Linked DNA regions of Homo sapiens: region 2 is linked to region 1. Evidence: chromatin contacts called from ENCODE Hi-C or POLR2A ChIA-PET data. All regions are on one chromosome and are shown on one strand. Each heading gives the region's core, a stretch centred on a gene start or an enhancer-like site at or near the end of the contact. The rest is flanking DNA. Distances are from core to core; before and after follow the strand shown.

Region 1 (4,573 bases), core at 1,598-4,097:
GTTTTCCAATTTTAGAAAATGGGACAATTAAAAACTGAAACAGAACAAAACCAGGGAACCATCTGCAAGACGTCATGTGTGAACACCTGGTCCAGCATGTTCTGACTGTTCCTGATCTTTCCAGAGCCCTTACAAAGCCCTGTTCTCCTTGCAGGGTGCTGAGGGCCACAGACCTGCAGTGAGAACTTACAAAGACCTGCACATACTTAGAATTTCCAGAGGAGCTTTGCCTGTTCCTGTGGTCACAACTACCACCAGGACAACCTAGGGGTCACCGTGCTGAGCCGCTTCAGGAACCAACTCAAGCCCCACTCCCTGGGAAGTGTTCCTAGATCCTCAGAACCAGTTTGGGCTCTGCTCACCCGGATGTTCCGCTTCCCTGGCCAGCTGGGAAGCATCGAGGCGAGTCCCAGCTTACCTTGCTGCAGCACACCGAGGCCATTTTTCCAAAATCTTTTTTTTGTTGTTGAGACACGGTCTTGCTTTGTCACCCAGCTGGGAGTGCAACCACAGCTCCCTGCAGCCCTGACCTCCCAGGCTTGAGTGATCCTCCCACCTCAGCCTCCTGAGTAGCTGGGACTACAGGTATGCGCCATCACACCCTGCTGATGTTTAAATTTTTTTGCAGAGATAGGGTCTATGTTGCCCAGGCTGGTCTTGAACTCCTGGCCTGAAGCGATCCTCCTGCCTTGGCCTCCTATAGTACTGAGATTATAGGTGTGAGCCACCCAGCCCGGCCAGGATTTTGGGTAAGTGGTGAGGCACAGGGAGGTGGCACTGGTCACCAGCAGACGTGTGCAGGAGCGCCTGTCTACAGCTCTGGGGGTGATGGCAGCAGCTCTTCACGCCCACCCCAGGACCCACTCCACTTGGCACTGGCTGGTGGTCATGCTTCCATCAGAAGAACCTTGGGCCATGCTGCAAAGCGACAACAGGACAAATCCGGGGACCCAGGCAGGTGCTCCCTAGAGAACAGGGTGGTGGGTCAGAGGCTTGACCCCACTTAAGCTCTTCCTCAGGGGTGAGATTGGTTGAGTGCTCAGGAAGCCAATACCTGGCTTGTTATGGGATGAAGCTCTTGGCCAGAGGGGACCCAGGTGTGTGCTGGTGAGAGGCCCCATCTCCAGGTTGGAATCGTTGCTTGGGCTCTGGGGAGCACTAATTAACAAACGTGTGGTTAGGGTGAACCCGCAGGCACGCTGGCTCAAACGGAGAGGCACAGAGTGCAGAGTACTTTTTCAAGGTGGAGCCAGGGGAAGGACCCAGAGCAGGGAAAGCTCAGAAACAGGACTGCACCCAAACAGCCCGGCAGCCCAGGCCGCCTCTGCCGCATTCACAATGACGGCTTTGCCGGCGAGGGCCTGCAGGTGGTGGTCATCACTCCCCCTGTCCAATGAGGAGGGGGCTGCTTCCCAGGTGGGTTAGGAGGGGACTGGCCCATCCCCATCCCCTCAGGGGAGAAGGCAGAACAGACAGAAAGACACAGCAGACATGCCCACGGATATAACTTAGTTTATGGGTCAAGCCAATGCAATGCAAAGTTGTTTCTGTTCCTTTTTTTTTTTTTTAACCAAAATAAATAAATCAGATCTGTCCCTGTGAAGGTCAGAGTGATAAATGAGGGGCAGCTGGCCCCTTGGCCATGGCCTGGCCCCTCACCCCCAGCCCCTCCTCTCCCTCTTCTGACCTGCTTTGGCACAGCAAAGAAAACGATGCATCAGAAAGTCTCCATTGGGTTAAAGGAGAAAGAAAGAGTGGTTGGGGTGGGGAGGGAGTCCAAGAGAGGAGGTGGAGGGTTAACAGGACCAAGACAGAGCAGCCAGTGCCCCGGTGGTGGCTACCTGAGCGGGGCTTCCTGGCTACACACAGACTCTGTGGGCTCCAGGTGCTGCCTGGGCCCAGGAGGGGTGGGTGGGGCATGCTTGGGCCCCACACACAGCCTGGAACCCTCGAAGGAACAGCAGATAATGGACACTGCAGAGACTGAAGCTGCCCTTTCTGTGCCAGGTCAGGCCAAGGCTCTCTCCTGCCAGCTGCCCCGGGTCATCCTCAGTTCACGCCACGGCTGGGGCCCACCCTAGAAACCTCTGCCAGCCATGGCTAGATCCGACTCCAGGCTCCTCTACAGATTCTAAGGCTCAGGCTCAAGATGAAGCTATCCTAGTCTCAAATACAGGAGCCTGTGCCTTGCTGGGTGACAGCGGAAGCCAGCACACAAGGCCCAGTTCCTATCCTAGTGGGTGAGACTGGTGGGGAGGATTGTGGCCAGAGCTGACCCCTCCCCAAGGACATCCCTCGGGGGCTACCTTTCCTCCTCCTGCTCCCCCCGGCCTCCTGGAAAACTGCTCAGAAGTCAGCAGAGCCTGGGCAGCGTGTGGCCTGTGGGGCAGCCAAGCACTGGAGGGGGACGACAGCCTAACTCCTATGAGAGCAGAGGGAGGGGTGGTGGCACAGCGAGGAGGGCGGTGGTGTGGGCAGCGCTGAGGCACTATTCTTTAGTTGAGAAGCAAGGGGCAGTCATGGGTGTGGAGAGGGCAGTGGCCCAAGCAACCCTAGGCAGCATCTACGAGAAGTTCTTGAAGACGTCCAGGTCGAAGGCCGTGTCCAGGAGGCGCTGCAGCTCCGTCAGGTGGGTCTTCTTGTTGCCGGTGGCTGGAGCAGCCGCTGGGTCCCGGCCGGCATACCTGAGAGATGGAGGGAGGGGGCAGTGAGGGCAGGGGACACTGAGTTGGCCCAGCCCATCCCTCTGCTGCATGTGCCTGGCTAACTGCCTACTGGCCTGAGGGGAGGGTCCCACAGCCTTCCTGGCAGGGACTGAAGCCTTACCAGACGGGCTTGGCGCGGCTGATGGTGGTCCGAAGTCTTGGCTTCACGTAGTCATAGTAGCCTTGGTTCTTGTGCTCCTCCTGGCACCAGGCCAGCTCAGCATTGGGGTACTTCTGCACCTCCTTCAGCAGGAGGTCAAAGGGGAATGGCGACAGCTAGGAGACAGCAGGGGTCAGATCAAAAAGAGGAAACTCAGAGGGCAGGCAAGATCCAGCAAAGGGAAACTGGTGTTCCGAGCAGGGAAGGTCAGGAACCTGAGGGCCACACCCCAAGCAAGGCTGTTCTGTGAAGGCACCAGAGCCCTGACCCCCGCTGGGGGGACACCCTGATGGCACCACCTGCCCTCACCTGCTCAATCCTTGTGATGGCCACCTGCCCCACCATGTCGCGTGCTTTGCGCTCCCGGGTGAGGTCATAATACACTTTGCCGGTGCAGAAGAGAAGCCTTTTGACATTTTCTGGGTTCTGAGCTGCAGGGCCATCTTCTGGGATCACCCGCTGGAAGTGGGTTCCTACAAGAGAGTTCCCATGGCTAGGCTGGTTCTCTCAGGTATGTGGCTGAGAGCTCTCCTGGGCCCAGGGCTGTGCCAGGGACTGCTGCCAGGAGACGCAGCTTTCAAGGGTTAGAGATGCTTCCCCTTCACCAGCCTCTGATGCCCTGTATTTGCTCAGACCAGGCACACTTTGAAAAGCACGTTACGTGTAACAAATACACAGCAGACATGGCCAGCTCTGGGTATCAAGTAACACCAGGCTAGCCTTCAAAACAGCTTGGCTCAGACTTCGGGGACAAGAGTATTATTAAAACATCCCGGCCGGGTGCGGTGGCTCACGCCTGCAATCCTAGCACTTTGGGAAGCTGAGGCGGGCGGATTGCCTGAGTTCAGGAGTTCGAGACCAGCCTGGGCAACATGGTGAAACCCCGTCTCTACTAAAAAAATACAAAAAATGAGCCAGGCATGGTGGTGTGCGCCTGTGGTCCCAGCTACTCGGGAGGCTGAGGTGGAAGAATCGGTTGGGCCCGGGAGGCAGAGGTTGCAGTGAGCTGAGATCATGCACTACAGTCTGGGCAACAGAGCAAGACTCCATCTCCAGACAAAAAAAAAAAAAAATACCAGCCGGGCGCATGGCTCACGCCTGTAAATCCCAGCACTTTGGGAGGCTGAGGCAGGCGGATCACCTGAGGTCAGGAGTTCGAGACCAGACTGACCAACATGGTGAAACCCTGTCTTTACTAGAAATACAAAATAAGCCAGGCATGGTGGCGCATGCCTGTAATCTCAGCTACTCGGGGGGCCGAGGCAGGAGAATTGCTTGAACCCGGGAGGCGGAGGTTGTGGTGAGCCAAGAATGCGCCATTGCACTCCAGCCTGGGCAACAAGAGCAAAACTCCATCTCAAAAAAAAAAAAAAATTATATAAAAAAAATCCCATGTTTACTCTGTTTCTGCTGCTCAGAATTTTACAAATATAAAAACTTTCAACACAATCAGAGAAAATATTCAGATAGAGAACAGTGGGTTGGCCAGCACTTTGGGAGGCTGAGGCAGGAGGATCCCTTGAGCTCAGGAGTTCGAGACCAGCCTGGGCAACATGGTGATACTCCGTCTCTACAAAAGTACAAAAATTAGCCAGGCACGGTGGTGCACACCTTGTGTTCCCAGCTACTTGGGAGGCTTTGGTGGGAGAATCACTCTAGCCTGGGAGGCAGAGGTTACAGTGAACCATGATGACCATGCCTCTGCACT
Region 2 (4,954 bases), core at 1,843-4,342, 61 kb before region 1:
TCCCTTCTAAGTGGTAACTGAGAGAATGAACAAGAACAATATACAGTTAAATGAAAATAAAAAGGCACAGTGGCTCAAGCCTATAATCCCAGCACTTTGGGAGGCCGAGGCAGGCAGATCACAAGGTCAGGAGTTCGAGACCAGCCTAACCAACATGGTGAAACCCCATCTCTACTAAAATTACAAGAATTAGCCAGGCGTGATGGCGCGCCACCTGTAATCCCAGCTGCTCAGGAGGCTGAGCAGGAGAATCACTTGAACCCGGGAGGCGGAAGTTGCAGTGAGCTGAGATCATGCCACTGCACTCCAGCCTGGGCGACAGAGCAAGACTCCGTCTTAAAAAAAAAAAAAAAGAAAATAAACACAGACGCTTTAAGGATCAGTTAACAACAAGACACAGACTCTAATATTCACTGACATAAAGTTTCAGAAAGGGCAAAATTAATCTCTGGTGACAGGGGCCAGAACAGTGATGACCTGGGGTGGGGTGTGGGTTGGTCTCTCCTGTGAGGTTTGGAAGGGCAGGTACACACGCGTGTGCACTTACCAAAACCTACTGCACTGTGCATCCGACTGCACTGATGTCCCTGGCTTCTTTGAGGCAACTTGGGTGACAGGCCATCCTGAGCCAGTCATGTCTTGCCCTCCCACTCAGGGCAGGCAGGATGGGCTGTCTCAATGGCCCCCAAAGCCTGGAAGGCTGGAAGGGTGGCAAGGAGGAAACCCACAGTGGGTAGAGTTACAGGGGTCAGAAGTGGGGGCCACTGCCTGCTGGGGAAGGCCACTGGAGGAAGCTGGGGCAGAATGGGAGGGAAGCTGGCCCCTCACATGAATACGGGGAATTAGGAAGTGTTTTCTCCTCCACAATGTTTGGGAGAATTTGGGGATTTATGTCCATTCTTTAGCATTTGGTAGAATTCACCATCTGGTCCTGGGCTTTTCTTTTGTTGGGAAGCTTTTGATGACTGGTTCTACCTATGTGTTTTAGGTTGGTTCAGATTTTTTCCTTTTTCTTCTTTTTTTGAGGTCAGGTCTCTGTCTCTGCCTCATTCCTGGCTGGAGTGCAGTGGTGCTGTCATAGGTCGTTGCAGCTTTGAACTCCTGGGCTCTAGCTATCCTCCTGCTTCAGCCTCCCAAGTAGCTGGGGCTACAGGCACGTGCCATGACACCTGGTTGATTTCTAAAGATTTTGTCGAGGCAGGGTCTCTGTTGCCCAGGCTGGTCTCGAACTCCTGGCCTCAGGCCATCCTCCTAACTAGTTCTCCCCAAGTGCTGGGATCACAGGTGTGAGCCACTGCACCTGGCCCTGTTCAGATTTTCTATTTTTCCTGGGACAATTTTGGTCATTTGTATCTTTCTAGGAATTTTTTTGTTGTTGTTTTGAGACAGAGTCTCACTCTGTCACCCAAGCTGGAGTGCAATGGCATGATCTCAGCTCACTGCAACCTCTGCCTCCTGGGTTCAAGTGATTTTCCTGCCTCAGCCTCGTGAATAGCTGGGATTACAGGTGTGAGCCACCACGCCTGGCTAATTTTTGTGTTTTTAGTAGAGACAGGGTTTCACCACTTTGGCCAGGTTGGTCTCGAACTTCTGACCTCAGGTGATCTGCCTGCCTCGGCCTCCCAAAGTGCCGCGATTACAGGCGTGAGCCACCACACCCAGCCAAGATGTCGCATCTTTTTAAATGTTGGCATTTGCAGCTATAAATTTCCCTCAGAGCAGTTTTTGCCGCATTCCTTAAGTTCTGGTATGTTGTTTTCATCCATCTCTATTTCCTAATTTTTCTCGTGATTTCTCCTTTGACCCTTTGGCTGTTAAAAAGTGTGTTCAATTTCTATGTATGTGTGAATTTTCATTTTCCTTCTGGTATGGATTTCTGGTTTTATTCCATTGTGATTGGAGAAGGTGGTTTGCAGGATTCCGATCTCTAATTTACTGAGACTTGCTTTGTGCACTAACGTGTGGTCTGTCCTGGAGAACGTTCCCTGTGCACTTAGAAACGTGTGTTCTGCTGCTATTGGGTGGAGCACTGTTAAGTCTGGTCAGCCTTTTGGTTTTTATGTAATACTTGGCACATTCACAAGAAAATGTGTGAAACAGAAAGTACGACAAAGTGAAACCCACGAAGCCACCACTGACCCTGAGGTTCAAAACCTCCAGCATCTCTGCTCTTCCCTAAGCACAGCTCCGTCCCCTCCCCACGGGTGAGCACTGTGTTGTACTGACTCCCTGCCCTCCCTGATGACTTTAGCACCTGGGTATGAATTCCACACATATTTGGTTTTGAGCTTTATAAAAATGGCATCATACTGTATGAACTGTCTTGCTTTTTCATCCCACGTTGTTTCTGAGAGGTGTTTGTGATGGAGCACAGGGCCACGGTGCCCATGCATTCCTCAATCATTTCTCCAGTCTTCTGAGGATGGGCTTCTGGGTTGTTTGCAGCCTTTTGCTTGTCCCAGTCTCCTAGTTTCTCCACTCCATCCGGGAGCATCACGTTTGCAACAGGCAGGGCAGGTGGTGCATCAGATGTCCAGGACACAGTCATTTGACACCCAAGAAAGGAGGGCCTGGGGCCTGCATCAGGCCATGGCTGAGTGGGACTTTGCCAGGCTGTCTCCGCACCCAGCGACAGGACTGTGCGTGCTGCTGCTTCTTTTGTTTCCTCCACTTCTGTTCCCTCATCCAGAGAGGGCGGAAGAGCTGGAAACAGAGGCTTTGTCAGGGAATAAGGAAGCCCACCTGTGTGGTCCCAAATGTCGCAGGGGCAACGCTCACACCAGATACCTCCCTCCTCCTCCTCCCTGCAGCCTCTGGGCTCCCACAGACAGATGCCCTCCTCTAGTGCCTCCAGGGGCAGGCCTTGGCCGCCAGCCTGAGGATGCCCAGCGCTCCCCTCCTCCCCTAGGTTCCTGTGTTCCCCCAGTTCTTGCCTCTCCTGCTGGCTGGCTGGGAAGGCCCTCAAGGATGGGGCCCAGGACTGGAGGAAATGGTGACCCGGACCCCCACCAAGCTGGACAGGCAGATGGTAGGCAGGACACACCTCTGCAATCTCTGGGAAGTGACAAGCAGAGGCCTCCCAGGGACAAGAGCTGAGAAGGATGAGCCCCTGGCTGGGCTGGGGCTGCCAAACAACTGTCTCAGTGCCCCAGGGCAAGCCCAGATAAGGTGACATAGTGGCAAATGTCTCTCCTGGGCAAGCCTGGGATGCTTCACAAAACAGCTCTTCAGCTGAAGCCAACTTGGAAAATTCCAGGGAAAAGGAAATTTACTATGGGGCGGGAATAGCCGAGCCTTGGCTTGAAACATCCAGAGCTCAACCTGGGGCCCCAAAAGCCACTTGAAGGTCGACCTGGCCCCCAGGTCCTGCACAAGCTTTGCAGGCACAGCCCAAGCTTTAGGCAGGTCGCTGGCTTACGAGGAGAAAATAGTCCCTGGGAGCACAAAGGAGGGACTCGGCCAGGCCCACCAAGAGGGAGTCCTTTAATAGAGATCGGCACAGACAGGAGACACAACAGCCCAGGCGCCCTGCTCGCACAGGCTGGGGCCCTGAGCCAACAGATGCAGTGGCTTCCTCCTCCCCCACCTGGGTGTGGGCCCATGGGGTGGAGACAGAGAGGTGGCTTTAAAAAACACAGCTGTACTAATTCTTCACTTTCACAGAGAAGGGGAACTTGGGAGCGCAGCCCGCTAGAGAATCTTTACACAGAGCTGAATCTGAGAGCCCACCCACCCACCTCGGCCAGGCCGAAGCTCACTGTCCCCCACCCATTGGAGGTTCCTCCCTGATCTGTCTGCACATGGGAAGGAGCAGAGCGCGCAGGGAGACCGGGCTGTACAACAGGAACATGCTGGCTGGACAGCTGGCTCCCCTCTCCCAGCTGTTAGTGTTTCTACACTATGTACATTGTTGTGCTTTGTAGCTCCCCCACCCCGAGGCCTCTGCTTGAAGCTGGGGTGGGGAGAGGAACCTGACACCACACACGGCTGGGCTGCCAGAGCTCCAGGCCCCCAAGAGGCTGCCATTCAGCGAGGTTCCAAGAGCTGGACTGCTGGGCACAGGGGCCACTGGAGCCAAAGGCCCAGGGGACAGAGCCAGCCCTGCCAGATGCCCAGCTCTGCCCAGTGGAGGAGTTGTTGAAACAGAAGGATCAATGCTGGACAAGAAGCAGGCTGGGTGGGGGCAGGCAGGGGTGGAAGGACAAGGTGTGAGGCTGTGAGACCAGGGGCGTGAGATGTGTGTGTGGACAAGGCTGGACAGGGCTGGGCAGGGGCACCTCAGCAAAAACCGTTCTGCAGCAGCAGGCTTGGCAGAGGGAGGTGGCAAGGGCTGCCGGCCTGGGAGCCCCTCCCATCGAGCACAGGGCTGCTTCCAATTCAGGGGCAGGGCTGGCGGCAGAAGGCTCTGGCTCCAGGTGTGTTTTGGGGGAGGTTTGGGAAAGACCACCGGGTGTCCCATGGGGCTGGGCATGAAGGGCAGGGCTGTGGTGACATCTGTGAGCGTGTCCCCGCCGGGCTTGGGGTAAACACAGGATCAGTTGTTCTCAAACAGAGAAAGCAGGTCGTCATTGTTGTTCGTAGGGAGGTCGGGTGGGCCCAAGTAGGACAGTAGCTCATCAGGGTTGGTCAGTTCCGGGAGCAGCTGAGGACAAAGTGAACTCTGTTAGCAGCTTTGGTCACTGACTGGCCACACCTGAGTGACCATCCTGTCACCACATCCCGGCCCTGTCTCCAGGCACAGTGGGGATGCTGAGCAGCCCCTCCTCACACACAGGCCGGGTGCGGGGCCCCACCATAGGCCTGCATGTGCTCAAAGAGGCACACGCCACCCCCTGGGACCTCCCTGCAAGGTTGCTCTGGGGCCAGAACAGCTGGCAACATGCTGTTCAATACCACCAGGAAACGGGATGTGAGGGAGTGCAGCCACTCCACACTCCCTCTGTGCATCAGCCTG

The links. Hi-C counts contacts between places; a loop is a spot of excess contacts on that map. ChIA-PET counts read pairs that join two places held with the same protein, here RNA polymerase II (POLR2A). Pooled maps may share reads with other maps.
Region 2: a loop to region 1 is called in a pooled map, with 2.1 times the contacts of the local background. The contact joins two enhancer-like sites. A Hi-C loop is called at or near these places in 1 of 50 pooled maps. POLR2A ChIA-PET finds 5 or more read pairs at or near these places in 5 of 52 experiments (PC-9, WTC11, activated B cell and 2 more).

What each region holds. Positions count from the first base shown.
Region 1 is chr7:44,705,990-44,710,562 of GRCh38, reverse strand. OGDH (oxoglutarate dehydrogenase) reads right to left here. Exons shown (of 23, transcript NM_002541.4): 21 at 3,175-3,338; 22 at 2,827-2,981; 23 at 1,497-2,684. The coding sequence ends at 2,564. Among named protein-coding and RNA genes, the nearest start is that of ZMIZ2, 41 kb to the left of the region's middle. Within about 2 kb of position 2,847, at least 4 of the 41 ENCODE cell types and tissues checked have a DNase peak (open chromatin) inside an H3K27ac peak, as active enhancers do.
Region 2 is chr7:44,767,204-44,772,157 of GRCh38, reverse strand. It overlaps ZMIZ2 (zinc finger MIZ-type containing 2), which reads right to left. Exons shown (of 19, transcript NM_031449.4): 19 at 2,277-4,642. The coding sequence ends at 4,535. Among named protein-coding and RNA genes, the nearest start is that of ZMIZ2, 21 kb to the right of the region's middle. RefSeq lists enhancers at 3,674-3,813, 3,648-4,174. Within about 2 kb of position 3,092, at least 29 of the 41 ENCODE cell types and tissues checked have a DNase peak (open chromatin) inside an H3K27ac peak, as active enhancers do.